4 separate regions of the Mus musculus genome follow, and regions 2, 3 and 4 are each linked to region 1. The links are chromatin loops, found by intact Hi-C in ENCODE. Cell type or tissue: left cerebral cortex. All regions are shown on one strand. Region 1 holds the start of Lrfn5 (leucine rich repeat and fibronectin type III domain containing 5). Region 2 overlaps Lrfn5 (leucine rich repeat and fibronectin type III domain containing 5). Region 3 overlaps Lrfn5 (leucine rich repeat and fibronectin type III domain containing 5). Region 4 overlaps Lrfn5 (leucine rich repeat and fibronectin type III domain containing 5).

Region 1 (8,000 bases):
TTTTACTATTATTTTTATATTTACCACTAATATTAATTAATCATTTGATATTTACCAATGCCCAGAAATCTTGTGCTAATAAAATTCTGGATATAGTAGAATTTCTCCCCTTTTGCATGGTATGATTAAAGTCTTCCCAATTCTTTTAATATTGCTTGAATGTGTACATTTGCTCTGTTTTTTTTTTCAAATATAGCAGATGTATTAAATTGTTTAAAAATTAATGAAAACAATTTTTTAAAAATCAAGTGAGAAAAAAATACTTCATTCCAGACAACGAAAGAAGGAAAGAGTTAGTTTTCACGTAGTTAATATGCTTCCAGTAGTACATTGCTTTAATTTGGATAGCCTATAGTTTTGGAGGTGGTGTCACGGAGGTCCAGGAAAATCTATTGTGGAGGCAGCAAATGAGGCTCGGGGTAAGCTTAGCAGGAGACTGTGTGCTGAGCCTGGGGAAAGTCCTTCTTTGGTTTGGAGAGGTCAAAGAAACATGGCCTCTAGAGAGTAAGAATAATGTTCCTTCCTGTGTGGGTAGCACTTCTTAAATGGAGCTGAAAAGGGCAAAGCAAGCACGTTAAGATGAGTAGTGTTGATAGGCTTCTGTTCCTGTTTAAATTCAACACACTAGTTGTGATTGAGGATGTCTTAAAGTCTTTTTTTTTTTTCAAACTTTTCTTAAGAATTCAGAAAGTTTTCCCAACATTTGCTAAAGAACTCTTAACTTTAATCGTTTATCTTACTATATATCCTTTCTAGGGCCTTTTCTGTAGTAAATGTAAAAATAGATTCAATTTTCATTCCAAATTCTGCGATCATGATTCACAGGAATTGTAACACTAATTCTAAGAAACTAAGAAACTCCATTGAAAGTGTTTGCAATGTATTATGTAACTTATTTATTTATTTATACCAAGAATATTCAAAATGAGAACAAGACATAACATGCGATATATTTCTATTTTCAAGAAAGGAAGAAATTGGTCATTTGATATTTCCCGATTTAACCTTGGCAATTCCTATGTAAGGAGATAATTTCCCACCTAACCCTGTAGGTGAAGAAATATGAACTATCAGGCTGCAGAGATGGCTCAGTGGTTAAGAGCACTGACTGCTCTTCCAGAGGTCCTGAGTTCAGTTCCCAGCAACCACATGATGGCCCACAACTATCTGTATTAAGATCCAATGCCCTCTTCTGGTGTGCCTGAAGATAGCTACAGTGTAAATACATAAAATAAATAAATAAATCTGTTTAAAAAAAGAAATATGAACTATCAAAGTCAGTTTTAGATAAATATTAAAAATACTTTATGTAGCTTAAATATTAAAACCTGTCCACCCACTTTACTTGGCTTTGGTGTACTGATAGTCCTTTATATAATCATGTAATTACATTGTAATTTCCCATCACTTGTTACCTATCATTCATAATTACCGTTAAATTATCATATAACACGGTGAAATGCTTTTTGTCAGAGCAGTGTCTGCCAGAGCACCATGAATTTAAAAAAATAAATAATAATTGCTTTAAATTTAGCATCAACTATTTCTGAATAAAATTCTTCTCTATTTATTGAGGGCATCATAATACTGTTTGATTTATGATGATGGAGTACTATTATATGGTTTACCCCTAGCTAAAACAATTTCTATAGTTATAAACAGCACCATCCCTACACCACAGGATCTTTAAAGTATACTTCCTCAGGTTCTAAGACTAAAGGAAAGCATACAAATGAGGGTATAAGCTATGGAGACTGAGTAGGTGGACCCATTCTCAAAACTTCACTGTGTACATGGATCACTGGAATGGCTTAACATACGTTGGTGGTATATCTTAGAGAGCCACACTCATGTGCATAAGGCCTACATTTTAAACATCACTCTTTCATGAACCATAAAGCTTAGAACTATTTTCATTGTATAAAAAAATAAAGGAAAAGAAAAGAAAACCTGAAAAAATCCCAGTATGTTTCATCTCTGAGTAAATAAAATCACTAGAATAAGAAAACAGACTAGCTAGTTTATTCTTTAGAAAATTTCAAGTGAGTTTTCTTCTTCCTCTTACTTCAGTGTTAGCCAAAAAAAAAAAAAAAAAAATGTTTTCAATGCAATTGAAAAAAGACCTGAGTAGTTGTTGTGGAATAGTTTCACTGATGGACAGGAGCCCTGTTAAATAGCTGCAAGTTTCTCATCCTTACCACATAACAGCACAGCAAGAGAGTCAGCAGAAAACATGGTCCTAATTTCACTAGCTAGAAAACTCAGCAAAACCACCAAGCCAAAAGTGCTTCAAGCAGCAGTGCACTGGCTTAAAAGGAAAAAAGGAAATGATGTCCCTTCAGGAAAGATGGAGGTGGGAGTAACATGGGACTGTGCTTAAATACTAGTGACACAAGAAGATAACACTTCAACACCAAAAATCTACTGAATGGCAGGAGAGAACAAAATAATAGCACAAAAAGAAGAAGAGTGGGGCATTCTCTATCAGACACCCTCATCTCTTTTATTTCTCTGGAGAAAGAGGAAAGAAATTACTTTTGGCTGAAATCAGTGAAAGACAAAAATAGATGAACTTTTTTCCTTAAACAAACCTGTCTGTACAGGAGCCTCATATCAAAGCTGAAATGTATGAGAATGCTTCTGTATACATAACGATTTTTAAGAGAGGTTTGCAAAACACAGAATATAGGTCTTGTTCAAGGTCATTCTTTTTAAAAGAGAAAAGGGAAGTCACTGAAAGGATTGATCTAGAAGATGAAATCACATGTCAACTCCTTTCAAGCTGACTCTGCTCGCCCCTGTCCTGTGTGGCCCATAATTCCCAGTTGTTTGTTTGTTTTGTTTTGTTTTCTATTAGAAATGACGAAAAAATGATTGTAAAGTACGAGTTCCTGGCTGGGAAACTCACTCTCAGTGTCATAATCCATCAATGAACAAGAACAGAATAGCTATGCCTAGGGATAATGTCTAACAAGCTGGATAGAAACACCTTAGCCAGCATTAGCCTGCCTTCCTTCCTTCCCTCCCTCCCTCCCTCCCTTCCTCCCTCCCTCCCTCCCTCCTTCCCTCCCTCCCTCCCTCCCTCCCTTCCTTCCTTCCTTCCTTCCTTCCTTCCTTCCTTCCTTCCTTTATTCCTGCCTTCCTTCCTTTATTCCTTCACTCTACTTTAGGAGCTCTATTTCCTCATAACATTTAACCTAACTCCACAAAGGAATGGCCTTTTTAAACCGCAATATTTGTCTGAGCTTCTGAGCATTTAAAACTTGGTTTACAGATTTGTCTGCCTTCCCTGAAGAATGGGTGAACAAATATAGGAACTGACTTGCAAAAGATGAAACCTTAAGTGAGTAAAGGCTAAAGAGAGGTGAAACAGAGATGGGAAAATATGTATTATTCAAGTACTAACATTCTTCACCAGAAATTTTATGTCTGGTCATTCTCACATATGTGATTGGCTTGCAACTTATTATGTTGTCAATATTCCACACAAACTTAGGACAAGAAAAAAAGGCATCTCTCTGATGTTTATCACAGAAGGCAGCATTGTTTGTAGGATTTTTTGAATGATAGAAGATTCCAAATAAATTTACTTAAAAAGAAAAGACATTTGATATGAAATTCTCCTTAATTCTTTCAAATCTTGTTATTTTTAGTTTTTTTTTTTATTTTTTCCTTTATACCTTTTGGGATCTGGGCAATGATACTATTTTATTTTTTTCCTCATTAGACCTCAGACAGTAGAGTATGCATTGTCTTACTGCCTGAGTTGAGTTAACATCTATATCCTTCCTCTGAGTTGAAGTTATACACTAAATCTGTATGAAAAGTGGCTTTCCTAGACTTCATGTTGGAAGTAAAAGATAAGTTGATTACATATGCTACAGTTTTTGTTGTTGTTTTTGTTTTAACTGAAGGCAAAACAGGACTGCAAATGACCTGGTGTCATCTGGAAGAGCAGGAGAAGACAGAAAGAATAGGTATGTCGAAAAAATGCACTTAGCTTCAAGGTTTCAATCCTGATAAACCATGCAATGTTTGAATGTCAAACAATTTTTGTAGCCAGCTTTCATCACATGGTCTTGAATATTCATATATATCGGGAATGAAGGAGAGGGGCTCTAGTCATAATAGATGCTCAAACACCACCGCCCTACTCATCTCCAATCTCCCTTCCTTCAGACTCAGGCAGTCACAGGGGCCACAAGGAGCCCCACTGTCTGCTAGGTGCTAGCTGAGCTCTCCAGCCCCGCCCCATGTAGTGTCAAAGCAGACCTGCCAGCTGCAGTGGTACAGCCCAGCCCCCAAAGCCCGCTGCATTCACGGCCTTGTAGCACCACCACCCTGCAGCAGCAGCAGCAGCAGCAATTCTAGACTCCAGAGAAGGAGTCCGGACGTCAGCGCGCAGGGACAACTAGAGCAGCTACACATTAGCTTGTGATCTGCAAATGCCATCAGATGGATAGCTACAGAAACGGAGGGGATGGAAGACAATCAGGCAGTCTCCCTGCACACCCTAAGCAGCTTTTGCAAACAGAAGACACCACGGACACACTCAGTTCCACCTTCATAGGTCAGTCCCTATCTCTGCCTCCTAGAGCAGGGAACCACTGACCCACCAGGCCAAACTAGCAGGCAGTTCGGGAGGCAGGAGACAAACCAGCACTCCTCAGCTGAAAATTTCAGACCTTCTTCACTCTGGAATTAAACATTGACAAGACTACTTTGGAAGTACCTTTATGTTGTTAATTCAAGCGCCCTCAAGAAGGAAGTGGAATTTTCTGTAGGGAACAAGCAATGGTGGGGGAAGAAGGTAGAATGTACAAGGTACAAGAATAAGGCGCTTCGGAAGTTAACTAAATTTGTTCAGCCTCTTCAAGTGAAGGGAATCTCCATTTTCACATATCAGATCTAGTATGTTAATTAGGCAGTCTTAAATCCAACCTGCTTTTAAATCAAAGCACTAGATGGAATTTTCAAAATACCTATTGTACAAACAAAAACAAACACTGGGGCACAAACCTCTGCCCGTCTCTGAGATAAAGCAGGTGGGGCCAGGGCTGATGTTGTCACTGGGGCTGGGGCTGGGGCTGGGGCTGGGGCTGGAGCTGGGGCTGGGGCTAGGGCTGGGCTGGGTGGTGGCTATTGGTTTTTGGCCTCCTTCTCCTAGACATATAAAAACGACCTCTTTTCATGTATATATTATGCCACCTCAAATCAAAGCCTGGCAGTTAAACACCTAGTCTCAACACACACACACACACACACACACACACACACACACACACACACACACACACGCACACTCGACAATGAATTCCTTTTCATCCTAAGCAAGTCCCAAGAAAACTCCATTTCACATCAAAGTCTCGAGATTCTTAATTCACAACTACTGAAAGGATCTGGGAAGATCCTGCACATCAAGAGAACCTTGGTACAGAGGTTAAGGGGTTTTGGGGAGAAAAAATAAAAGATCTTTGATAGATGTGGGGGGCGGGGAAACAAACACCGGATCTCACTTCAGTATCTGGAGGGTTGGCTACCAAATGGTCCGCAGCAACCATAGCCTGAAGGAAACATGAACCGTTCATCTCTGGCACCTTCAGACAGGTTCAACAAGCCTGGCCCTTTTCAAAAACTATCCTCAGGCTTGATGTATTCATGGATGGATAGATAGATAGATAGATAGATAGATAGATAGATAGATAGACAGACAGATAGATTTCGCTACCACAATAAGTGTCCAGATATAGACTTACATTTTATATACCAGAAACTGCATACCCCGTCACTGAGCAAGCGCTCTTGGATACCCAGCCCTTTCTAATGATTTTCAAAACATTAATAAGTAAAGTAGCCTGCAATGCAGATAAGATGCTAGAAACAAGACCTTAAGGAAAGTGGGTGAGGCAAGTAGTCCTTCATTGTTACCTGGTGCCTCTAGGGGGAAAGACGGTCATAGGAAGACTTTCTGCCGGCAGGTAAGATCCAGGCAAGGTGGCTCCAGGTGGCTTTCACAGTCGTACTGGGGTCTAGCTCATCACTTCGCTGCCCTTTGCCATAGCTCAGCACCCGCATCCTAGGGAGTCAGAGAGGTGGCTCCTGCCCCTGCCTTCGCTGCTCGCAGGTCGCGCTGGGTGGGGAATCAGCGCAAATCGCCCAAACCGGTGGCTCCGCGCCCGGGGAGCGGGCAGAAGCAGGGCGGCCGCGCACACACAGAGACACGCTCACACACACTCACACATTCTCAGCCGGGCGCGCGCGCACTCACACTTGCACAAGCACTCCCAGAACCGCACCGGGAGGGAGAAACAGTTCTGGTCCTTCTCAAGATCCGGTCCGGAAGCCCACCAGCCTACCGGCAAAAAGAGCAGTCGCGTTCTCACATAGCCCTTTGATCACGTTTCCTTCAAGTTCTCCTGCAGCCAAATCCTTGGAATTCAAAAGCTGGTGACATTTCGCTGGGCAGAAAGGGAGTCCTGGAAGGGCTGTGGAAGCGTCGGGGATTCGTTAAGCAGTTTGAAAAGCAATCCTCATTACCTTGTTTGTACAGTAAACCAGCTCGGAGTGCTGAAGTTTGGGCTTCAAATGTTGTGGACAGACACATTCATATTCTTCGGACCAAAACAGGAAAGTCAAGATGCAGGGAATTAATACAGCTGCAAGTCCCTCTCTTGACCTTGCGATGTACCTGGAAGCTCGTTAATACAGCCACTTTCCAAGCCTCTGGATTAAGTGATCCTTACACCTGGGTTCACAGCCCATCAGCCTCCCAGAATCCAGCCTGGAAAACCGGTCTGGGTGTCCTCCATGCTCTGCGAGAACCTGGGCACGGAGGGGCATCTCTGAGTTAACACGTTTGCTTCTGGGCAGTTGGAAAAAAGACTGTCAAATGCATCTGATAGGCGCGCGCACATACACAGGCGCACAAACACACGCATACACACACGCAGCTAGCTGAAAAGAGGCTTACAAAACACTAGAGGAACACCAAGATGACTTGAAAAGGTGGAAAACCTCCAGATTAGTGCCGGGAAAACTGAAGGGCCAGCCGGGAGATTCCAAAAGTCTTCTCAGGTCTTTCAATATTCACATTTCTACGCCTCTCTCTTTCTATTTCTCCTTTCCAGAATGTTTCCTGGATCTGCCCCACCCCCGTCGAGTTGCGCCTTTTTTTTTTCCCCTAAGATAACCGACCACACAACATGAATTACATGGGTGCGTTGTGCCCACAGCTCCACAAAGTCCAGAATCCTAAGGACCAGCTAGCTAAGAAGCCATTCACATCTCACATCTTCAAGGGAAGAAGAAAAGCTCGCAGGCGAACACACACACACACACACACACACACACACACACACACACACACACACACACACACACACACAGCTCCGGCTGCTCTGCACGGGCTCACCACCTCCCTGCGCCGCTGCACACAGCGCGGTGGGCGCCCCTCCCGCTGGCTGAGGCCCTGGGACGAGTCCTCAGCTCAGGCTCAAGGCGGGAAGCTGCAGTCCGGGCAGGCAGCCGCCGCCCCGGCAGGCCTGGGAGAGCCGCTCCCCAGCGTGGTGCGAGCAGGCAACGCCGGCCCAGAGGAGCTGCGCTCCGCGCTGCAGCATGGAGGCGGCGGCGGCGGCGGCGGCGGCGGGCGCGCGGCCGAGAGCCGGTCCCTAGCTGCAGTGACGAGAACGGCCGCACCTCCCAGAACCCTAGAAACAGGAGACACCCCAAGCAGTAGCAGCTGTGCTCTCGGCCTTTGAGACTTCGGGCTGGATGTGTTCAGAGAACCGATTTTCCGCGGGCGCAAGGAGAGGGTTAGCGCCGTGCCTACAAATCCCTAAGCAGAGGAGGCGCGGGGGCGTTGCAGGAAGGGGGGAGGGGAAGCGGTGGAAAACCTGAAGGGAGAAAGCTAACTTCTGGGGCATCCCTCTGTTGGAAATGAACTGCCTGATCTAGTCGCCCACTGACCTGTGAATAAGGGAATAATGATTTAAATTTAAAAA
Region 2 (8,000 bases), 200 kb before region 1:
TTTGAAGCCCACCCTTGGGATGGATCCCAAGTTGAGCCTATTACTGGTAGTCCTTTCCTTAAGTCTTTACACCATTTTCATCCCTGCATTTCTTTTAGACAGGAACAACTCTGGTTCAAACATTTTGAAGGTGGATTGATGTTCCCATGACTCCACTGGGGGTCCTGTCTCACTATTGCAGGTGGTCTCTGCAGGTTTCATCTCCCCACTATTAGGTATTTTGTCTAAGGTCACACCCACGGAGGTCAAGGCCCCCATGGAAGATTTAGAGGAATGATCTATGGAGATGAAGGGGATGGCAATCCCATAGAAAAACCAACATTGTGAACTCACCTGGAATTCTAGGAGCTCCCAGAGACTAAGCCTCCAACCAAAAAGCATACAGGGGTTGATCTGAGGCCCCAGACACATATGGATTGTAAGACTGCCTTGTCTGGCCTCAGTAGAAGATAATGCACCTAATCCTGTACAAACTTGATGTCCCAGGGAAGAGGGATATCAGAAGAAGGTCGGCAGTAAAGCACCCTCTCAAAGGTAAAGGGGAAGTGGTAAAGAACTCTCAGAGTGGGGTCAGGAGGGGGCATCATTTGAGATGTAAATAATTAATTTAAAAAGGAAGGAACTATGCATGCATCATTGGCTGTGTAAGTTTCATTTTAATACAAAGGGTTAAGGTTTCTAATAGAGGGATTTGAAGGTAATTTGAAGATATATTTGTAGACACTGCATAGTAACAGTAGCTTTTACTTATCTAGTCACTTTCAAATATTATAAACATGTTAGTACTAGGAATATAGCCACTTTTAAGAATAGCAAATAAGTTTTCTGTTTTCATTTTATTTTCAGAGTTTGAATATTGAGTATTGAGTTTGCTCTCAATTCTCATAGTCTATAGGTATTGGACACATGCTTTTTAATACTGTAGGCAGTAGGTCTCATTTGTTTAATTCCCTCCTCATTCCTAGATTAGGCTCATATCCTTAATGAATTTCTCCATTACTACTCCATTGTTCAGGTGATCTGTACAAAATGGAGAAAGGCTCTGAATGTAATTACCTAAAAAATAGTTTCATTACATTAACTTTATTTAACAATTTTGTTGGCTACCATTATAGAAAAATCACTTTGTTCTCTAGTAAGTACTAAGACAACATAAGTTATAAAATTCAGTTAAACAAACAATATATAAAGTGCAGAGGCATCTAATTTTATTGTAGGTGAGTCACAACACTGTATCTTGGAAGAAAAATAGTAGGATAAAATAGGAATGACTCGAGGAAAACAAAACGAAGGATATTGTTTTTTGATAAACAATGAATAGAGACTGGGATCCACTCATCAACTTGCTGATTCCCTCATTAGAAGAATAAATAAATAAGCCACTGTTTCAAGTCTGAAAGCTATATGCTTTTAATGCCAGGATTTGTAATGCGAAGTCCAAGAGGATTTTTTTTTTTCCTATGTGGTAAATTACACTCTCTTGTGTGCCATATGTGCGGAGGCAATTTGTTAATAGATTTTAATGGGAAACAAAATAAGAACAGAAATATTCTTCATTGATTATATTTTCCTCCTCGGTTACCATTTGCTTATTTGTTTGTTTATTGTATAAAAGGTTATTTTTGTTCCTAAGTCTGCTGATTTTAGTTTAGTTTAGGCTTTACTGCTAAGCACAATTAAGTTCAAATCTTAAAGTGCTCAAACTTGCAGTATTACTCTGACTCTGTCTGACATCGTACACTCTGACAGAATCAAATATAGTGTGTGCAGGTATTGAAGCCTGCCCAGTCCTGCTAACCAGACAGTCATCTTGAAAATGTAACATTAACATGGCACCTTTCAGAATGTTTGGGAATTATGATCTGTTGAGGAAGAGGTGAATAATAATGAACTTTTATGCTATCTCTTGTCCTTATGAATTCACAGAGAGAGAGAGGGAGGAAGAGGGAGAGAATAGGGTTATTTTAATATTGGATGAATATATATGAGCATACTTGTATTCATGAAAACATACATACAGACATACATACCTGTCACCATTAAATATATGACTAAAATTATAGAAAGACAGTTGCCATGTATGTGTGTACTTTTATACCTGTTTGAATGCTGTACCTCCAGAAGGTATGACAAACAAAATGAAGATTCTCACCGATCTTAGTCAGACCAAACTCTCAGAATTGGCTGGGCTTTTAGGGCATGTGCTTCAGCTAAGCATGAATAGTTCCCTAGGAACCTATCTGACTGCATCCTGTCTATTCTCCCAGAAGTTCTAGCTCAAGTCTCACAGTCTGTCTAGTGACCAAGACCTCCACCTCTCCTTGCAATCCTTATACTTTCAGGCTTAGCTTGGGTCATGAAGCTCATTCACTAGCCCAGTCCACAGAATGCCCTGATCTGCTCTGTCCTCAGACTCTGAGGTCAAACACATATAAGTAAGTTTATGCAAACCTATATGGGAGTCACCCACATTTACTATCATGGCTGCAATGCAATTAAAAACATTCCTGTCCAAAATGTACTGAAGGAATGACCCATTTACTGTTCATCCTTGATCTGAAATCAACCAAGCTCAGGCAACAACAGGTAGAGAAACAAAGTTCCACTAGGTGGAAGCAACTGTAATCACATATCAGACACATGACACAGAAAAGAAGTTCATATGTACTTCAAAACACTTCAAAAACACAAACATTATGAAAAGCCAAGAGAGCATGCTCCCCACAAGCCCCTAGTAGTATAGAAATATTCTTCAATAATAATTATCTAGATCAAACCAAGCACAATATTTGAAAGAACAATTACAGACGTACTAAAGAATTCAAAGACTTTAAAGAAGCCATTTCATAAAAAGCTCTAGAAACACAAAGAATATAGAAATAAATCCAGAATGAAGAAAAAAAACCCAACAATATATGACTGAATAAAAAGATGGGAAGAGTTTTGGGCTTAAAATTTGAATTCAATAAAAATATAGAAATACTTAAGATAGTATAAATTGAAGTGAAAATTGAATGAAAAAATCTCAATAACCAATTAGAAAATGTTCAGGAAAAAGACTTATCAGTAGAACTGATCAAACATAAAAAGGTAGATAATTAATGCATAAAATAAAATGAAGGCATTAGATTAATCAAAAATATGAAGAAAAGTCATCAAATGAATTTGCAGGTTGGTATTTTTATTTTTTATTAAATGTAAGTTAAAATTTTTCTAACACTTGCTGGTTTACACTCAGCTTTATTCCCATCAGTGGAATCTGACTTTGCTTCATTAACAGTCAGGATTACATGAAGAAATTGGGCTCTAATTCTCAAGAAAATTTTCTTATGACAACATAAGCCTTTTGCTTTCTTAGTGATGTCCATTAATAGGAGTTTAACTTACCTAACATATATTCAGTGTACTATGGTTGTAATAAAATGTATTATAGCAGTTAATTGTGTTTATGCCAATTAAAGTTGGGAGTTTGCATGAGTTCTCTGGAGGTTTCACCATTGCTTTGTACAGTTCTTATACCAGGAACTGCTTTTACATTAGGTCACAAGATGTATCTTTCATGCTAAATCCAGGGTTAAAAATCAGAAGTGCATCTCTAAAACTGTGTTGGTTGTGCTGCTCTTGTGGTCTGCATGGTAGGCCACAGGAACACACTAAAATCTTTATAGAGGAGTAATGCTTTTAAAAGCATTTTAAAAGATACCCAATCAAAGGTATTTCTATAAGGTGGTCCTCTCAGAAGAGCACAGGCCTCAGAAGCAACAGAGCTTCTATAACAGGTTCTTATGAGCTTACATCTGCAATAAAGAGTTGTGATCTCCAGTCCTCAGTGGAATTAGCCTGACAGAGGAGACCTTGCCTCCAGGGAGTGCTCTGACCCCCCAGGACTTAGGAGAGATCACCATTTCCTCCTGCATCTCTCTAAAGCACTCAGGAGAGCAAGGACACAGAAGCAAGAGAGCTTCTGAAACAGGGTCCTATAGGCCTACATCTGCAGCCAGGAGGTGGAGCTGTTCCACAGACCTCTGTGCAGTGTTCTTGCCAGGAGGGAGCTGGTCTCCCAGGAGTGTTGACACAGGCTTACAGACTCACAGAGGAACAAGCTCCAGCCACAGACAGCTAGAACATCTAACACCAGAGATTACCAGATGAAGAAAGGCAAGTTTAATAATTTACCAACAGAAAATAAGACTACTTGGCATCATCACAACCCAGTACTCCCATCACAGTTAGTCATGGATGCCCCAACACACCGGATAAAGCAAGATTCAGATTTAGAATCATATCTCATGATGTTGGTAGAGGATTTTAAGAAGGACATTAATAACTCCCATAAAGAAATACAGGAGAACACAGATAAACAGAAGTCCTTAAAGATGAAACACAAAAATCCCTTAAAGAATTACAGGAGAACACAATAAAAAAGGTGAATAAATTTAAAAAAAAAGTAAAAAAAATAAAAAACATTCATGATCCAAAAATGGAAGTAGAAACAATAAAGAAATCAAAAAGGGAGACAACTCTGGATGTAGAAATTCTAGGAAAAATATCAGGAGCCATAGATGCAAGTATCACAAGCAGATTACAAAATATACAAGAGATCTCAAATGCAGAAGATTCCATAGAAAACATGGACACAACAAGCAAAGAAAGTGCAAAATGCAAAATGCAAAAAAAAAAAAAAAAAAAATCCTATCTCAAAATATCCAGGAACTACAGGACACAATGAGAAGACCAAACCTAAAGATAATAGGTATAGATGAGAATGAAGATTTTCAACTTAAAAGGCTAATAAATATCTTCAACAAAATTATAGAAGAAAACTTCCCTAACCTAAAAAAAGAGATGCCCATGAACATATAAGAAGCCTACAGAATTCCAAATAGACTGTACCAGAAAAGAAATTCTTCCTGACACATAATAATTAAAACACCAAATACACTAAACAAAGATAGAATAGTAAAACCAGTAAGAGAAAAATGTCAAGTAAGATATAAATGCAGACCTATTAGAATTACACCAGACTTCTCACCAGAGACTACGAAAGCCTAAAGAGATGTCATACAGAACATGAGAGAACAAAACTGCCAGCTAAGGCTACTAAACTCAGCAAAACTCTCAATTAACATAGATGGAGAAACCAAAGCATTCCATGGCAAAATCAAATTAACACAATATCTTTCCACAAATCCAGCCCTTCAAAGGATAATAAAGGAAAAACTTCAACACAAGGAAGGAATCTATACCCTAGAAAAAGCAAGACAGTAATCTTTCTTTTTTTTTTTCCATTTTTTATTAGGTATTTAGCTCATTTACATTTCCAATGCTATACCAAAAGTCCCCCATACCCACCCACCCCCACTCCCCTACCCACCCACTCCCCCTTTTTGGCCCTGGCATTCTCCTGTACTGGGGCATATAAAATTTGCAAGTCCAATGGGCCTTTCTTTCCAGTGATGGCCGACTAGGCCATCTTTGGATACATATGAAGCTAGAGTCAAGAGCTCCGGGGTACTGGTTAGTTCATAATGTTGTTCCACCTATAGGGTTGCAGATCCCTTTAGCTCCTTGGCTACTTTCTCTAGCTCCTCCATTGGGAGCCCTGTGATCCATCCATTAGCTGACTGTGAGCATCCACTTCTGTGTTTGCTAGGCCCCGGCATAGTCTCACAAGAGACAGCTACATCTGGGTCCTTTCAATAAAATCTTGCTAGTGTATGCAATGGTGTCAGCGTTTGGATGCTGATTATGGGGTGGATCCCTGGATATGGCAGACTCTACATGGTCCATCCTTTCATCTCAGCTCCAAACTTTGTCTCTGTAACTCCTTCCATGGGTGTTTTGTTCCCAATTCTAAGGAGGGGCATAGTGTCCACACTTCACTCTTCATTCTTCTTGAGTTTCATGTGTTTAGCAAATTGTATCTTATATCTTGGGTATCCTAGGTTTGGGGCTAATATCCACTTATCAGTGAGTACATATTGTGTGAGTTCCTTTGTGAATGTGTTACCTCACTCAGGATGATGCCCTCCAGGTCCATCCATTTGGCTAGGAATTTCATAAATTCATTCTTTTTAATAGCTGAGTAGTACTCCATTGTGTAGACGTACCACATTTTCTGTATCCATTCTTCTGTTGAGGGGCATCTGGGTTCTTTCCAGCTTCTGGGTATTATAAATAAGGCTGCTATGAACATAGTGGAGCATGTGTCCTTCTTACCAGTTGGGGCATCTTCTGGATATATGCCCAGGAGAGGTATTGCTGGATCCTCCGGTAGTACTATGTCCAATTTTCTGAGGAACCGCCAGACTGATTTCCAGAGTGGTTGTACAAGCCTGCAATCCCACCAACAATGAAGGAGTGTTCCTCTTTCTCCACATCCACGCCAGCATCTGCTGTCACCTGAATTTTTTATCTTAGTCATTCTGACTGGTGTGAGGTGGAATCTCAGGGTTGTTTTGATTTGCATTTCCCTGATGATTAAGGATGTTGAACATTTTTTCAGGTGCTTCTCTGCCATTCGGTATTCCTCAGGTGAGAATTCTTTGTTCAGTTCTGAGCCCCATTTTTTAATGGGGTTATTTGATTTTCTGAAGTCCACCTTCTTGAGTTCTTTATATATGTTGGATATTAGTCCCCTATCTGATTTAGGATAGGTAAAGATCCTTTCCCAATCTGTTGGTGGTCTTTTTGTCTTATTGACGGTGTCTTTTGCCTTGCAGAAACTTTGGAGTTTCATTAGGTCCCATTTGTCAATTCTCGATCTTACAGTACAAGCCATTGCTGTTCTGTTCAGGAATTTTTCCCCTGTGCCCATATCTTCAAGGCTTTTCCCCACTTTCTCCTCTATAAGTTTCAGTGTCTCTGGTTTTATGTGAAGTTCCTTGATCCACTTAGATTTAACTTTAGTACAAGGAGATAAGTATGGATCGATTTGCATTCTTCTACACAATAACAACCAGTTGTACCAGCACCAATTGTTGAAAATGCTGTCTTTCTTCCACTGGATGGTTTTAGCTCTCTTGTCGAAGATCAAGTGACCATAGGTGTGTGGGTTCATTTCTGGGTCTTCAATTCTATTCCATTGGTCTACTTGTCTGTCTCTATACCAGTACCATGCAGTTTTTATCACAATTGCTCTGTAGTAAAGATTTAGGTCAGGCATGGTGATTCCACCAGAGGTTCTTTTATCCTTGAGAAGACTTTTTGCTATCCTAGGTTTTTTGTTATTCCAGATGAATTTGCAAATTTCTCCTTCTAATTCGTTGAAGAATTGAGTTGGAATTTTGATAGGGATTTCATTGAATCTGTAGATTGCTTTTGGCAAGATAGCCATTTTTACAATGTTGATCCTGCCAGTCCATGAGCATGGGAGATTTTTCCATCTTCTGAGATCTTCTTTAATTTCTTTCTTCAGAGATTTGAAGTTTTTAATCATACAGCTCTTTCACTTCCTTAGTTAGAGTCACGCCAAGATATTTTATATTATTTGTGACTATTAAGAAGGGTGTTGTTTCCCTAATTTCTTTCTCAGCCTGTTTATTCTTTGTATAGACAGTAATCTTTCAACAAACCTAAAAGAAGATAGCCACAAGAGCAGAATTCCACCTCTAAAAACAAAAATAACAGAAAGTAGCAATTACTTTTTGTTAATATCTCTTAATATCAATGGGCTCAATTCCTCAATAAAAAGATATAAGGATTGAAAACAATTTTCCAAGCAATGTTCCCAAGAAACAAATTGGAGTAGCCATCCTAATATCGAATAAAATCTACTTTTAACCTGAAGTTATCAAAAAAGACACGGAGGGGCACTTCATATACATGAAAGGTAAAAATCTACCAAGATCAACTCTCAACTCTGAATATCTGTGCGCCAAATGCAAGGGCATTCACTTTCATTAAAGAAACTTTAGTAAAGCTCAAAACACACATTGCACCATACACATTAATAATGGAAGACTTCAACACCTCTCTGTCATTAATGAACAGATCCTGGA
Region 3 (8,000 bases), 310 kb before region 1:
CTAGCTTGGTAGTCATGGGTTCTATAAGTAAGCAAGCTGAGCAAGCCAGGGGTAGCAAGCCAATAAGAAATCCCGAACCCCACCAGCATGGCCTCCACATCAGCTCCTGCTTCCTGGCCTGCTTGAGTTCCAGCCATGACTTCCTTTAGTGAGAAACAGCAATGTGGAAGTGTAAGCTGAATAAACCCTTTCCTTCCCAACTTGTTTCTTGGTCATGATGTTTTGTCCAGGAATACAAACGTTGACTAAGTCAAAGAGACTATACAATACTACCCCGTAGTTTAGTAAGAAATGAGTAATGATGATTTTAAGAGATATATTTCCTCGGTTCTATATTATGTTTAAATTTAAATTTGCTTCCTATTTCATAGAACAACTTACTGCTGTATCAAGAGATAACAGAAATGTCACTGAAGTTTTGACTGTTTAAAAATTTAGAATAAATTTAAAATAGATGTAAAAACTCTCTAACCAGTTAATTCTATCTAACAATTCTAAGTACTGATAAAAATGAATTGCTTGGGTGAGCTTTCCAATGTGAGTAGCACAAGGCAAACCTTTAGTTTTCAAAATATTTAAGACCAGAAACCATGCAAGGAAACAGTTTTATCTCCTCATCCAAACCAGGATTAAGATATAATTAGTTTTGTCATTGCATTGATAACCACTTAGACAGTAATTATATTTTACTATAATAATGATTTTAAAGCTAAAAATATTAACAAGATATGGATGCTTAATCTAGGCATATAAACTTAAAAACATCTGTCTCTTGCTCTCTAGAAATATCAAAATGTAAGTTACACAAATAGGTTTGGCTAAGAATTTTAGAAGGGATGTAACACTCCGAAGTTGGAACATTGTTGTAACACTTTAGATAATTTCTCCACATCTCTGAATTACATGTTCTTTCAAGAGAACTCTTCTCAGGCACAAAACAACTCATGTATAAGCAAAGAAGCAAATGCTGTACACACACTATAAAATGATTTTTATACAACTCTCTGCTTATGAGTGTTACGTAACATATGCTCAAGAGCTAGTGTTTATTTGGCAACTGGAGTGGGGTATCAAAGCAAATTCAGATTTTACAAGCAACACAGATTATAATGTATTTAGTAGAGAAACCAGTATAGCAGAGTTAAGTGTCTGCTTTCCCTGGCAGCTGCTCTTCCTTCAGGAGGGCTCTAATATGTCAGCTAGTGTAAGATTGTTCAGACCAGTACCCAGAGGCAATCAGTAATGTCCACCGATTCTGAGTGTAGGAGGTATTGAACTGGTTCAACTTCGGACAAGGATATTTTATTCAGTGAAACACAATTGATTATAAAATTGAAAGAACATTTTTTACTTTCTGTTTACGTAATTTCCTTAGAGAACTTAGAATCATAATTTATTTATTTACATATTTTAATTCTTGCATATATGTATGTGTGTGAGTTCCTGTGGAGGCCAGTCAAGAGTATTAGTTCCTTGATGCTGCTTCCAGGTTGTAGTTAATTGCTTGACATAGGTGTTGGGCAATAGGTGCCTATAACTACTAAGACAGCTCTCCCTAACAAAGCACAAATAATTTAATCCACACTTTCCATAAAGGCACATACTAAAGACATTAGGATTACATCTATCACACTCAGGTGTCAAAATCTGACATAATAATGATCAAATGGTCTTTAATATTTAATATTAAAACTCATTATCATATTGACTATAGTTAGTTAATATCCATAAAACATCCCCATGTTGCTAAATAAACCCTTTGAAGCTTAAAAAATGATATTTAATTAGAGCAAGTACAATTAAAACAAAAAGTGGAATAGGAGAAATTCTGAATTAACCTATCTTTTAATATTTAAATTTAGACAGTTAAGTAGGTCAGTGGATTCTTAGTATCACACTAAGTTATATTTTCATGTCTAACTCATGAGAAAATGTATTTTCTTATAAGATATATGTATATATAAATTTTTATGGCTGTGCATTATGAAAAACAGAATAAGTATAAAAATAAAATAAAACAGTAATTACCATTTTCTTATTAGATATTTTCTTTATTTACATTTCAAATGTTATCCCCTTTCCTGATTTCCCTTCTGAAAAGCCCCTATCCCCTCCTCCCTCCCCCTGCTTACCAACCCACCCACACCTGATTCCCAGCCTTCCCTACACTGGGGCATCGAGCCTTCTCAGCACCAAGGATCTCTCCTCCCATTGATGTCCCACAAGGCCAACCTCTGCTAAGAATGCAGCTGGAACCACGGATCCCTCCAAGTTGACTCTATGGACGGTGCTTTAGTCCCTGGGATCTCTAGGGGTACTGGTAGGTTCATATTTTTGTTCCTCCTATGAGACTGCAAGCTCTTTGAGCTCCTTTAGTCCTTTCTCTAGCTCCTCCATTGGGGACCTTGTACTCAGTCCAATGGTTGGCTGAGAATATCTACCTCTGTATTTGTCAGGCACTGGCAGAACCTCTCAGGAGACAGCTATATCAGGCTCCTGTCAGCAAGCACTTGTTGGTATCCACAACAGTGAATGGGTTCGGTGACTGTATATGGGATGGTTCCCCAGGTAGGGCCTTCTCTGGGTACATTTTCCTTCAGTGTCTGTTCCACACTTTTTCTCCTCCCATGGGTATTTTGATCCACCTTCTAAGAAGGACCAGAGTATCCATATTTCGGTCTTCCTTCTTTTGAGCTTCATTTGGTCTCTGAATTGTATCTTTGATTTTCTGAGTTTATGAGTTAATATTCACTTATCAGTGAGTGTATACCATGTGTGTTCATTTGAGATTGGGTTACCTCACTAAGGATAATATTTTCTAGTCCCATCCATTTGCCCATGAATGTCATGAATTCCTTGTTTTTAATAGATGAGTAGTATTCCATTTTGTAAATGTATGACATTTTCTGTATCCATTCCTCTGTTGAGGGTCATCTGGGTTCTTTCCAGCTTCTGGCTTTCATAAATAAGGCAGCTATGAACATAGTGGAGCATGTGTCCTCATTACATGTTGAAATATATTCTGGGTATATGCCCAGGAGTGGTAAAGCTGTGTTCTCTGGTAGTAGTATGTCCAATTTTTTTGGAACTGCCAACTGATTTCCAGAGTAGTTGTAACAGCTTGCAACCCCACCAGAAGTGGAGGAGTGTTCCTCTTTCTCCACATCCTTGCCATCATCTGCTGTTTTTTATCTTAGCCATTCTGACTGGTATGAGGTAGAAACTGGTATGAGGGGTTGTTTTGATTTGCATTTCCCTGATGACTAAGGATGTTGAACATTTCTTTAGGTGTTTCTCAGCCAATTGGTATTCCTCAGGTTTAGAATTCTTTGTTTAGCTCTGTTTCCCATTTTTAATAAAGTTGTTTGTTTCTCTGGAGTTTAACTTTTTGAGTTCTTTGTATATATTGGATATTAGCCCTCTATAGGATGTAGGGTTGGTAAAGATCTTTCCCCAATGTGTTGGTTGCTTTTTGTCTTATTGACAGTGTCCTTTGCCTTACAGAAGCTTTGTAATTTTATGAGGTCTCATTTGTAATTTCATGGTCTTAGTTCATAAGCTATTGGTGTTCTGCTCAGGAAATTGCTGTATATTGCTTTTACTATGTCTAGGTATGGGCCTTAAATTCCTGATCTTTCCAAGACTTTTAAAATGAAGAGATGTTGAATGTTTCAAATGCTTTTTCAGCATCAATTGAAATGATCATGTGTTTGTTTGTTTTTTTCCTTGAGTTTGTTTATGTAGTGGATTATCATATATTGAACCATCCCTGCATCTCTGGGATGAAGCCTACTAGATCATGGTGAATGATCGTTTTGCTGTGTTCTTGGATTTCACTGGCAAGAATTTTATTGAGAATCTTTACACTGATATTCATAACAGAATTTTTCGGAAGTTCTCTTTCTTTGTTGGGTCTTTGTCTGGTTTTGATATCGGCGTAATTGTGGATTCATAGGATGAATTGGGTAGTGTTCCTTCTGTTTCTATTTCGTGGAATAGTTTAAGGAATATTGACATTAGGTGTTCTTTGAAGTTCTGATAGAATTCTGCACTAAAATCATCTGGTCCTGTGGGGGAGGTTTGTTGGTTTGGTTTGTTTTTGTTTGTTTGTTTGGTTGGTTGGTTGGTTGGGAGACTTAACGTCTTACACCTATTTCTTTAGGTGTTTTGGGATTTTTTAGATGGTTTATTTGATCCTGATTAACTTTGCTATTTGGTATATGTCTAGAAAATTCTCCATTTCATCCAGATTTTCCAGTTGTGTTGAGTATAGGCTTTTGTAGTAGAATCTGATTGTTTTTTTTGGATTTCTTCGGTTTCTATTGTTATATCTCCCTTTTCATTTCTGATTTTATTAATTTGGATACTGTCTCTGTGCCGTCTGGTTGGTCTGGCTAAAGGTATATCCATCTTTTTTATTTTCTCAAAGAATCAGCTCCTAGTTTGGTTGATTCTCTGTATAGTTCTTTTTGTTTCTACTTGTTTGATTTCAACCCTGAGTTTGATTATTTCCTGCTCTCTAATCCTCTTTGGTTTATTTGCTTCTTTTCTGTTCTAGAGCTTTCAGGTGTCCTGTTTAACTGTGAGGGTATGCACTTTCCAGTTTCGTTTCAGGAGCACTCAGAGCTATGAGTTTTCGCCCTTAATACTGTTTTCATTGTGTCCCATAAGTTTGGGTATGTTGTACCTTCATTTTCATTAAATTCTAAAAAGTCTAATTTCTTTCTTTATTTCTTCTTGATTAATTTATCATTGAGTAGAACATTGTTCAGCTTCCATGTGTATGTGGGATTTCTGTTTTGTTTTGTTTTTTGTTTTTTGCTTTTTTTGTTTGTTTTTGTTTTTTTGGGGGGGTTGTCTTTGGGAGTGTGGCTATTGAAGACCAGCCTTAATCAGTAGTGATCTGATAGGACACATGGAATTATTTTAATCTTCTCATATCTGTTGAGGTCTGTTTTGTGACCAATTATATGGTCAGTTTTGGAGAAGGTACCATGAGATGCTGAGAAGAAGGTATATTTTTTTATTTATGATGAATGTTCTATAGATATCTGTTAAATCCATTTGGTTCATAATTTCTGTTAGTTTCACTGTGTCTCTGTTTAGTTTCTGTTTCCCTGATCTTTCCATTGATGAGAGTGGAGTGTTGACTCCTATAATTATTGTGTGAGTTGCATTATGTTTTTTTTGTTTTTTTGGGTTTTTTTGTTTTTTTATGAATGTATGTGCCCTTGCTTTTGAAGCATGGATGTTTAGAGTTCTTAGTAGAATTTTCCTTTGATGTGTATAAAGTGTCTATTATTATTATTATTATTATTATTATTATTATTATTTTGATGACTTTTGGTTGAAAGTCACTTTTTTTTTCACTTTTTTTTCATGATATTAGAATATCATGAAATATCATTAGAATATCAACTCTAGGTTGTTTCTTGGAACCATTTGCTTGGAAAATGTTTGCCAGCTCTTCCTCTGATTTAGTGTTTGTCTTTGACACTGGGGTGCATTTCCTGTATGCAACAAAATGCTGGGCACTGTTTATGTATCCAGTCTATTAGTCTTTGTTTTTTATTGGGGAATTGAGTCCATTGATGTTAAGAGATATTAAGGAACAGTGGTTGTTGCTTCCTGTTATTTTTATATTTGTGTGGCTATCTTCTCTTGGGTTTGTTGAAAGATTACATTCTTGCTTTTTCTAGGGTATACTTTCTCTTCTTGTGTTTGAGTTTTCCATGTCCTTTGTAGGGCTGGATTTGTGGAAAAATATTATGTAAATTTGGTTTTCTCATGGAATATTTTTGTTTCTCCATCTATGGTAATTGAGAGTTGGGTTGGCATTTTTGTTCGCTTAGGGTCTATATGAGATCTGCCCAGGATCTTCTAGTTTTCATAGTCTCTGGTGAGAAGTCTTGTGTAATTCTAGTTTGTCTGCCTTTATATGTTACTTTACCTTTTTTCCTTACTGCTTTTAATATTCTTTACTTGTTTAGAGCACTTGGTGTTTTGATTATTATGTGACAGGAGGAAGTTCTTTTCCGTTCCAATCTATTTGGAATTCTGTAGGCTTCTTCATGAGCATCTCTTTCTTTAGATTAGGGAAGTTTTCTTCTATAATTTTGTTGAAGATATTTACTGGCTCTTTACTTTGGGAATCTTTACTCTCTTCTATCCCTGTTATCCTTAGGTTTGGTCTTCGCATTGTAATAAATAAATAAATCATGGATTTATGGGTATCTAATTACCATTTCTCTTTTCTCTTTTCTATTTTCTCTTTTCTCTTTTCTCTTTTCTCTTTTCTCTTTTCTCTTCCTTTCTTTCTTTCTTTCTTTCTTTCTTTCTTTCTTTCTTTCTTTCTTTCTTTAACTGTTAAACTATTAGGCCTTCTTGGGCCTAACTGCTTTCTTTTCTTTTCTTTTTTTTTTAAATTTAATACTATTTGTAATTTATTTTTTATACTCCATATTTCATACCTCGCCCTCCCCTCCCACCCTCCACTGCTCAACATCCCACACCTCCTCCCTACCACACACTGTCTCCATGTGGATTCCCCCACCATCCATCCTATCTAACCTCTAAACTCCCTGGGACCTTCAGTCTCTTGAGAGTTAGGTGCATCATCTCTGAATGAACATAGATCTGGAAGTCCTCTACTGTATGTGTGTTGGAAACCTCATATCAGCTGGTGTATGATGTCCTTTTGGTGGTACAGTGTTTGAAAATCTTCAGGGGTCCAGATTAATTAAGACTGCTGGTCCTCCTATAGGATTGTCCTTCTCAAATTCTTTCAGCCTTCCCTAATTCAACAACAGGGGTCAGCTGCTTCTGTCCTTTGGTTGGGTGCAAATATATGTATCTGACTCTTTCAGCTTCTTGTAATTGCACATAAATTACATACATTTAATTTTCAAAGATAAACTCAAAGGTAGAACTATTAATTCATTCCAGGTCATATGAACTGATAAAATGTAATTAAGAGTGACCCCTTCTGAAGCTAACATCACACCTAGAATATTAGGTTATACATTGTGAATATGTATTATGTGTTTTTACTGTAGAAAAGGGTAATGGTTTTTGAGATTCTTACGTTCATAACATAATTTTTCACTTATTTTCCAGGTCTCTTGGTGCATTGTATTGATGACTGACTTAAAAGCTTTTTAAATGGCAATGCCAATTGTATGCTTAAATACCAGCTATGATTTCACTTTGGCATGCTAGGATATGGCTATGACCTTCCAAATGCTTCCATCCTGAATCCTATGTATTCCATAAAAAAATATGTTAATTATAGCTAGTAGAAAGGAGAATGGATTCCGTACAACAGTACCTATCAGTATATTCTTACTTGTGTGATCAGATTCCTCTTTTATTTATTTTGTTCTTTGCTCAGAATTTATAATGTCATCAGAAATCTGTGAATATAGAGAAATGCCACAAATAAGTGATAAGTGCATTTCCTCTAACAGAAAATAGGTGGGAAAAGAAAGAAGTAAAAAAGGACAGCCTCATACAGAACAGCTAAAGATTCCCAACAGTGCTATGACATCAGGAAGAGTAACAACAGTCAGTCAGATACTTTTAAATCAGTTTCCTTAAAATTAGCTTCTGTGTGCAGAGACCTCCATACATGTTGTTCATAAAAAAAAAAAATGGAAATTACTCTGTAAAGGATTGAGGCATGTAGAAAAAGTGACAATTCTACTTAAAATTTATAGTAATTAAGCCAGCAGTGCATCAGTAAAAATAATCTGTGACACAGATAGATATGTAGACATGTGATAAGCTATTTTGTATATGAAATGTATTTCCTAAGCTATACATTTAAAAGGTTATAGTGAGATAAGGAAAAGTTTTATTCTTTTTCTGATATGTAAGTAAAAATGAGCTATAAAGAAGATGGATGATGTAGATGGAAGAGAAAGCGCCCCTCTAAAAGGTTCACCGATACGGAGCCTGCAGATGAGGAGGTGACGGTAAGTAGGATCTCAAGAGGAGAGCAT
Region 4 (8,000 bases), 320 kb before region 1:
CAGTAGTTTCCAGCAGGCATGTTGTGTTGCCTATTCTCTTTGATCTCCAGGTCTTCTTGTCCTCTATAAGCATCTCTTTGTGAAGACTAGAAAACTTTGCCCATTCAACAGTGTAGTAAGAAGTTAGTAAATCTCAGAATGGAAAGATTAAAATGCTGCTGCCATTTTATACTTTCTTAGAAATAATTTGATCAGTGTGAATTCAAAATACAGTTTGAATTAGGCATTGTTACCATAGCAGTGAGGAGAGTCACTCTACCTTGAGAGTTGCTATGCTTTTATGAACTACTTCCACACAGGTGACCATACGTGTCCTCAAGGAGCTGTCTATGGGGCAGTGGAGTAAGATTAGCCTTTGCTCAGTGAAAAGTAAACCCTCATAAAGGAAGCAAGAAAGGGATGGGATTTAGAAAGCACAAAGGAGCCTGCTCAGCAAGCTCTGAAACAGTTACAAAGGCTGACACTAAACTCATATCCAATCATTTCAATCTGACCTCTCATTTAATAGCAGCTAGAGGATGCACTTGATAAAATGGACCTCTGCCAAATTTAAATTAATTGACTTAATTTGAGGCAGAAGTGGTGGTGCAAATCTATAATCCCAGCACCCCAGCAGTGGAAACATGTGTGTAAGTCGATCTTGATTGGTGGTTTAGACCCTGGGAGTTCTGGTTGGTTGACATTGTTGTTCTTCCTATGGGGTTGCAAACACTTTCAGCGCGATAACATTTGAAATTTAAATAAATAAAATAGCCAATAAAAAATGTAAGTGAACCTTGAGGGTAATCTTAAACTCAAAGTGGGATTGAGGTCAGTTTGGGATACCTGTGTGCTGAGTTGACCCTCCCAGTAAGATGAAAGTAAAATTAGAAAGAAAAAAATGGAACCGTGTGTATCATTTAATAACCCCATATAGGAATGTATCTATGAATCACGACTTCAATGAATCTCCAAGAATGTTTTATCCAGGAAACATACAACTAATTTTACATACTTCTTAAAAGTATTGCATCCCTGCTATAATACATATGATTATATTTATCACAGTCTTTTGTTTTGTTTTGTTTTTAATTTACTTAAAAAGACAAGCATTCAACAGCACATTTATAACAAATAAGAGAAAAAAAAGTCACTCTGATTAATGAGCAATGTGTTAACCAGACAAGTCCTCCTTTCGAAGTTTTTATTTTCTTGGTGATAAAAGCAAACACTTGTTTAAAGAATCAGGCTTGCATTTTTACCTGATTCTTTACCTTTTATTAAAAAATAAAACACATTCATTCAACAGTTGTGCTCAGAATAATTGTGATCACCTTTATATTTCTATGGATTAGCATATATGATAAATGTAAAATAAATTTCCTTTTATATTATCTTCCACTGAAGAATCTGAATTATGGGAAAAAATTGTAGCTTTGCCCAATTTTGGCACCTGAACCAAGACTTTTCTTTAGAAGGTTACTTACTTTAGCCTTCTTGGCAATGCTTAATTTGAATAATAAATTGAAATATTACATTGTTCCTTACAACATAATTGTCACTGAAAATAATATCGTGCCTTCAATTGAAAATGTTCAGCTATCCATAAACAGATTTCTGTTTAAATTACAAAATCTAATTTTTATGTGATAGGGTTTTACCTAAGAAACTGTTACGTATTTTGTGTAGATGGTGGTGTGAGACTAGGATGACGGTCAGAGGACAATCTGTGGAAGTCCATTCTCCTCTTTCCACTATTGGTTCCCATTCACTAATTGGTCAGGATTGGCAGGCTTGCTGCCTTTATAGGCTGAGAAATCGCTTGGCCCTGTGAGTTCTGCTTTTGATTTGCTGTATATCAGAGGGCTTGTATATTAGCCTTAGGGAAGGAGAAGGCACTCTTGTGGTCTCTTGCTCTCCCAAGTTTGCCATTTTATTCATGTAACCTTCATGCATGTATATGAAGGTACTATACTCTTATCTCTTAGAAGGTTTCTAAAATCCTAAGTGGAAGTATCAGACACAAAAGAGAAGAGTTTCAAATTTCAATTTCCTCTGTGAATTATCACTGTGCTTTTTCGAAAGAGAAAATAGATTACACAAAGGATTCTTATACGCACTACACATTTAAAACAGTTCCTTTTCCATAGCAAACATCAGAAATACAGTGCTAAGTCCACATTGCATTCATAGACATGCTTCTCTTAAGAGACAGCTGGGAATTACCATAGTGAAAAGAGTCCTTTAAACCTCCACTGAGGGAGGCCCTGTGCCTGGCTCTAGATCCCTCAGCAGGCACAGTGAGAAACTTACTTGGCTTGGTATGTGCTCTTTGAGATGTGGGCCCCTCTGTAACAGAATCAGGAGGGCAGCTAGCTAACTGCAAGGCAGTTGAGTTGTTCCTGTTAGTGTTTTGGGACTCAACATTTGTGACAGCTTCACTCTGCGGCTCAGCACTTGGCTTCGTGCCAGTCTTTCTTTTCTGCTTTTGAGACACAGGCGCACTTGAAGTCCAGGTAGGAGGCAAAGCAGAGGTAGTGGTAGAAGAGTCCTGACTCGAACATGTTTCTGAAGACTGAATTGCATTGTCACTGGCAACTTTACAGCACTGGGCATTCTCTTCATGGCCCATGGCTTGTTTGGACATGGACTGGGGCAGCGTGACACTGCAGCCTTGCATCTGAGCCCCATTAGTCTGAGAATAAACGTTGCTAACCTTCGTGACCTTGTGTTGCCCATTATTGTTACAAACCTTATACCGGATCATTAGTATGATGATGAAAACCAACACGGATGCAACAATGATTCCACCAATGATAATAATCATGGTGCCACCCAAGAACTGGGACTGCATAAAGTGGCAACGGACATAATCCTGTTCCGTAGTAAACTGGATGCAACCCACGACTCTTGTGGCAGTGAGGGAAGTGATGCCATCGTCATAGATGGCCAAGACACACAAGTCATACATAGTTCCAGATGCCAGATTATTGACCAGAAATGTTTTGCTCGTAGGAGGTATCATTCTGAGGGACAATGGAATAGGTGTTAGTATTAGCAACAAAACAACACATATACGCAAAGTCATTATGGCTTTAGGTCTGTCTCCTTCAATCCTCATTAAGATAAGCACATTTACAGCAGATATGAAACATGGAGATGTGAACTGATCTTATATTTACCCAGTTAGAAGAGCCGAAAGCTCATTGTTACAGTTCGCATTATATTAATGGTGCCTGCACCAGGCCGTGACAAGCTTACTAATTACAATGCTTGGCAAAGCAGGACTCCTAATAAAAAGCCATTGCTAAAAAAATCATTTATGACAAATTGCTTTCGAAAGGTGTGACTATGACATTATCTGACTACTAAACAAATCCATTTAGCACTTACAACACCTCTATGGCTGAAAGGCAATTTGAAGGGAGAGAAAACACTGACAATCACATTAGCAACCAGAATGGAATTGTGATTCAGAGCATTTGCTTTCCAAATCAGTAATAAGCTGCTATGGAATGGAACCTGCTGAGGCTGTCTTTACGAACTTCTACTGTTACCAGGATGAACAGATTTTATTTACAGACATCGTGATTTCTTCTGCCTTAGTTTCCAGTTTGTCTTAATGAGTGCGATGTGCATGTGTGAGCAATAACCAGGACACAAAACATTTGGTAAGAGTATGAATTCACTGAGCCAACATATGCCGGTGACAATCTCAATCAAGAGACTTTTTTTTTTTTTTTAATGTTTAGAGAAATCTCTGAAGCCATTCCATAGACATGATTTTTCTGTGTTCCTATTTATTGCTAACTTTTTTCTAAGATGTAACCAAGTACAATTTAAAGTATTATTGTTTTGGAAATAAAGAGTGAAACTAAAATTGTTTCCTGAAAATGAATTATAAATATTTCAAACCATGGTAAAAACTAAAATGGAACACGACATACATAGTGTGCTCTGAATGCAGCAGAAAATTTGCAAGAGCATGTATTCATAACCAAAATCAATGCTGCCAATAAGTCAGTGTATTGTAAATGTTGGATATCAATATATAAACTTTATAAAATGCAATGGATTGGATATTGATGTTCTGAAGATAACATTCACTCTGGTCAGGAATTCAGCAAGGATCTCAGCACCACAAAGAATTTTTTTCTTTGGGATTTTGCCAGTAAAATGTGGACAGAGTTAACACTTATAATGTATGGACAATACAGGAAAGTGGGGTGAGGTCAGTATTTCTCATTGAACAGCAATTGAATATCATCTGTGGAGAGTGTGGAGAGCCTGTGAAACAGCAGTAAACTACATTCTGCTAATACTCATATGTCACAGTGTGCCACCACAACCATTTACTGATGAGAGGGATATTAGAAACCACTTAGCCTAATTGTTCTCATTTTAAAGATGAGGAAATTAAAACTCAATCAGGTAGAACCTGGTCCAAGATTGATTACATAGCTAGCTATTATACTTTTTTTTCCCACTAGTCTACATTTATTTTAAAAAATTAATCTCTTTTCCATACATGAATGAAACACAAATTATTTTCAAGGGTTTAGTTTCTGTATATAAAAACTAAACTTACCCAAAAGGTTATAGGTTTTCAAAACTGTGACTTTAGATCATTTCCTAGGGGTCATAATAATATGTCATGTGTAAAATTATATGGAATAAAAATTGTGAATTTCCAACTGAAAATTGGACAAGATGTGACTATAAATCAATGAGGCTGAACTTTAGAAAAACATACCAGAAACTCATTAGCATATGCAAATTCTCCGTCACTGTCCTGTCCCAGTAGTTGCATACATAACTCCAGTGATACTTTTACTGCTCAAAATATGATGTTTAGCCTCTTTGGAAGTATCTTAAGAACCCATGCACATAAACCAGCATACGCACACATAACTCAACCACTCAAAGCATCAGTCTCAATACTTTATGATTACATCCTATTTATCACCCAAAAGTGGCAATACCCATTTGGTCACCCACCTTATTCACAAGACTTGACTCCAAAAGGCTTTATTTCCAAAATTGAAACTCACCCTCAAAGACGAAGATTTGCCACCACTGAGGATATTCAAAATAGTATGCCGAAGGTTCTAAAGATAACTCCAAAACTGCTTTGAGCAATGGCTGCATCTTTGGGGTAATGGGATAGCCTCCCAACGTGACTTCCTTGAAGGAAAGAACACTCAGGTGGATGTGTAAATTCTGGTATGTTTTTGAAATTTTAAAGTATATCTGTCTTGTATGATAGTCACATCCCTCATACGAGGTTAAAAAAAATAGGCATAGTATTAAATATAAATGTGTACCATTTGAAACAATGCCATTCAAACTTCTTCCCCACATAGACTTATCACTTCATATATGACATTATCCACTAGAAGGCTGGATTGCTACATTTACAGCACAGCATAGCAGTTTCAATTTAGAAACAATACAAAGTCATAGTGCTTAACAAACCCTGCACTGTATTGGTCAGCAAAGATCCATTATGGCTGCATTTGTCTTACCTGTAAACAAGGGTGTCATCATAAGTACCATTGTACTGGATTTGAAACATACGGATTCCGGGAATATTTCTTTGAAAATTAAATTTTAGTAATGCTGTTGACGAAGTTGCTTCTGCCACCACGATTTTATCTTGACTCATTTTTGTATCACCATTACTACTGCTAGCATTCGAGCCTGACTTAGTGGATGTGGAGATATCAGAAGAACCAGGATCAGGCTCATGGATATGATTGGTGCTGTTTAGTAGGTGAGGGAGTTTAATTATGTGAAGATCCACGGTTTGTGTTGCTTCCCCTGCCGGATTGGAAGCAATACAGGTAAAAGCTCCTGTATCTTTTACAGTTGTTATAAGGATGTCAAGTGTCCCGTTATCATACACCAGAGATCGTGTTGCATTTGAAATCAGCTTCCCTTCAGGGGAAATCCAATGAATCGCAGGTTCAGGGTCTCCTCGAGCTTTGCACCTCAGTGTTGCCCTTTGACCCTCCAAGACTCTCATCTCATGTGTATGACGAGTGATGAGCGGAGGCTCACACAAAAACTCTTCCTCAGGAATTGACCAAAAATAACGACCAGTTAAAAGTGCAGGAGAAGCACACGTCTCAAGGTCATCTTCTCGAGACAATCGCCTCAGCCACAGCAACTCACAATTGCAATGCAAGGGGTTTCCACCAAAACTCAATGCAAAAGTCGATGGGCTTATGATTCCTGAGGTGGCCAGCACCTGTGCTCGCTGAAACAGAGGGTCAGGAGGCAGCTTTTGCAGTTTATTTGATGTTACATCTAGCCGAGTCATCTTGTGCAAGTGGGAGAAAGTACCCTTAGGAATGTTGTCAATCATATTGTGATCCAAACTAAGGGTGTGCAAGCTCACCATCTTCTCTACAGCATCCCAGGGAATCGTTTCTAGATTATTATAGGACAGGTCCAGCTCCTCAAGGGCAAAAACATCATCGAAGGCTGTGGAAGAAATTAAAGTCAGCTGATTGTTGTTCAATATCAAATGGTGGAGATTGGAAAGCCCACTGAACATATCATTTGTAATTTTAGTCAATCTGTTGCTATTCAAATGCAGTGCTCTCAAATTTCGTAGATCAGCAAAAGCATGGGGTGTAATAAAACTTATTGTATTCCTGGATAGAGTCAGGTCCACCAAGCTGGTCATATTGGCAAAATCTTTCCTTTTGATATTTGTAACAAAATTGTCTGCCAGCCGTAGCTCCACAGTTCTTCTGTCAATGTTTGGTGGAACAAATAGAAGCCCTTTCTTGGCACAAAGGGTTGCAAGATTTGGAGACAAAATCTGACAGACACAACGCTTTGGACAGATCTGAGCTCGCACAGCTATGCCAATGAGAAACAGGTAAAAAAGGAATTTTTCCATTGTAGATCAGGATTAAGAGCCTGCAAAAAAGATATAAAGGAGAGTTTGAAATTCAATAATTGTATATTTCATTTCTGCACTAGAATATTTTATATAAATAGGATCACAGAAACAGTAGTATTGGTTAATATATCAAATGAGTATTAATATTCTTTGTCTAGTATCTGTGGTAGACACTAAGGAAGAATAATATAACTAGACAGGTTGTAATATTAATTGAAAGAAATTAAAGGATTACTATCTTCTGTAAATTAAGAACCATTCTAAAATATGTCCAAGGTACCTCAAGCAACTTAAATACACATACACACACACACACACACACACACACACACACACACACACACACAGAGAGAGAGAGAGGGAGAGAGAGAGAGAGAGAGAGAGAGAGAGAGATTTGTGCCTGAGATTAGAGAGTTAAGATTTCAGAAAAGAAACAGAAATCTGGTTTAAGACAACTCTTTTTACCCAGTGAGTTCCAGAGATTGTGAGCATATTTACTCAACAGCTACAGAGGCAGGAGTGGAATGTTAGTTGTGGGAATAGTTTATAACTAATAGTTGAATGAGATGTTGTTAAATCCTCACATTCTGGCTCCAAAAGCTGTATCTTAGTCTCAAACGTATAAATGCATATACAAAGTTTTACACAACAAGAGAGAAAATGCTGTAGTATATCACCCAACTTTATTTGAAAATGAACAAAATGTAATTTTTTCTAGGAGCATTACATATTTTTGTGAAAATATTATGCCATAATACTCACTTGTTTCACATATTACTAAATGTAGATATAATGAATAACAATTAGTATTCTCAAATGGTAGGGTTTTGCTTTTGTGGTGATTGCTAGTACTGAACTAGACCTTCAGTGGGGGAACAAAATGTGCAATTAAAAAAACCACAGTTTTCAGGTACTCCCATTCTTTTGCATGATGCTGATAAGTGGAGTAGTAAAGTGAGGTGTGATCTCTCTAGGAGACGTTATCCAAAACATCAACAGGAAGAAAATAATGCAGGTGGTTCATGAGTAGGCAAGTGGAGGAACATAGTTAAATAATGAACTTATTGGTACTCAGTGTACACCAGAGGCAGATATCTAGTATCTCGTA

The links. Hi-C counts contacts between places; a loop is a spot of excess contacts. Peaks named below come from ENCODE experiments on the same cell type or tissue, not always from the same donor. Only the 100,000 strongest peaks of a DNase experiment are listed, where the experiment ranks them.
Region 2: it touches region 1 in a loop (3-fold over the local background); 2 of 42 quality-filtered maps call a loop at or near these places.
Region 3: a loop joins it to region 1, with 2.5 times the contacts of the local background. A loop is called at or near these places in 2 of 42 quality-filtered maps.
Region 4: it touches region 1 in a loop (2.8-fold over the local background); 2 of 42 quality-filtered maps call a loop at or near these places.

Annotation. Positions count from the first base shown.
Region 1 is chr12:61,522,759-61,530,758 of GRCm38, reverse strand. It overlaps Lrfn5 (leucine rich repeat and fibronectin type III domain containing 5), which reads right to left and starts at 7,592. Exons shown (of 6, transcript NM_001310586.1): 1 at 5,929-7,592. In left cerebral cortex, CTCF peaks have their summits at 4,328, 5,925 and 7,714; DNase peaks (open chromatin) are centred at 6,270, 6,954, 7,206, 7,625 and 3 more places; H3K4me3 peaks cover 4,837 bases; H3K27ac peaks cover 4,182 bases.
Region 2 is chr12:61,719,371-61,727,370 of GRCm38, reverse strand. All of the region lies in intron 2 of Lrfn5 (leucine rich repeat and fibronectin type III domain containing 5), which reads right to left. Among named protein-coding and RNA genes, the nearest start is that of Lrfn5, 200 kb to the right of the region's middle. In left cerebral cortex, a CTCF peak has its summit at 3,993 (motif pointing right); a DNase peak (open chromatin) is centred at 4,020.
Region 3 is chr12:61,828,721-61,836,720 of GRCm38, reverse strand. All of the region lies in intron 2 of Lrfn5 (leucine rich repeat and fibronectin type III domain containing 5), which reads right to left. Among named protein-coding and RNA genes, the nearest start is that of Lrfn5, 310 kb to the right of the region's middle. In left cerebral cortex, no CTCF peak of the experiment used is centred here; a DNase peak (open chromatin) is centred at 3,102.
Region 4 is chr12:61,838,317-61,846,316 of GRCm38, reverse strand. It overlaps Lrfn5 (leucine rich repeat and fibronectin type III domain containing 5), which reads right to left. Exons shown (of 6, transcript NM_001310586.1): 3 at 5,505-6,909; 4 at 2,293-3,005. The coding sequence starts at 6,889. Among named protein-coding and RNA genes, the nearest start is that of Lrfn5, 320 kb to the right of the region's middle. In left cerebral cortex, no CTCF peak of the experiment used is centred here; a DNase peak (open chromatin) is centred at 3,516.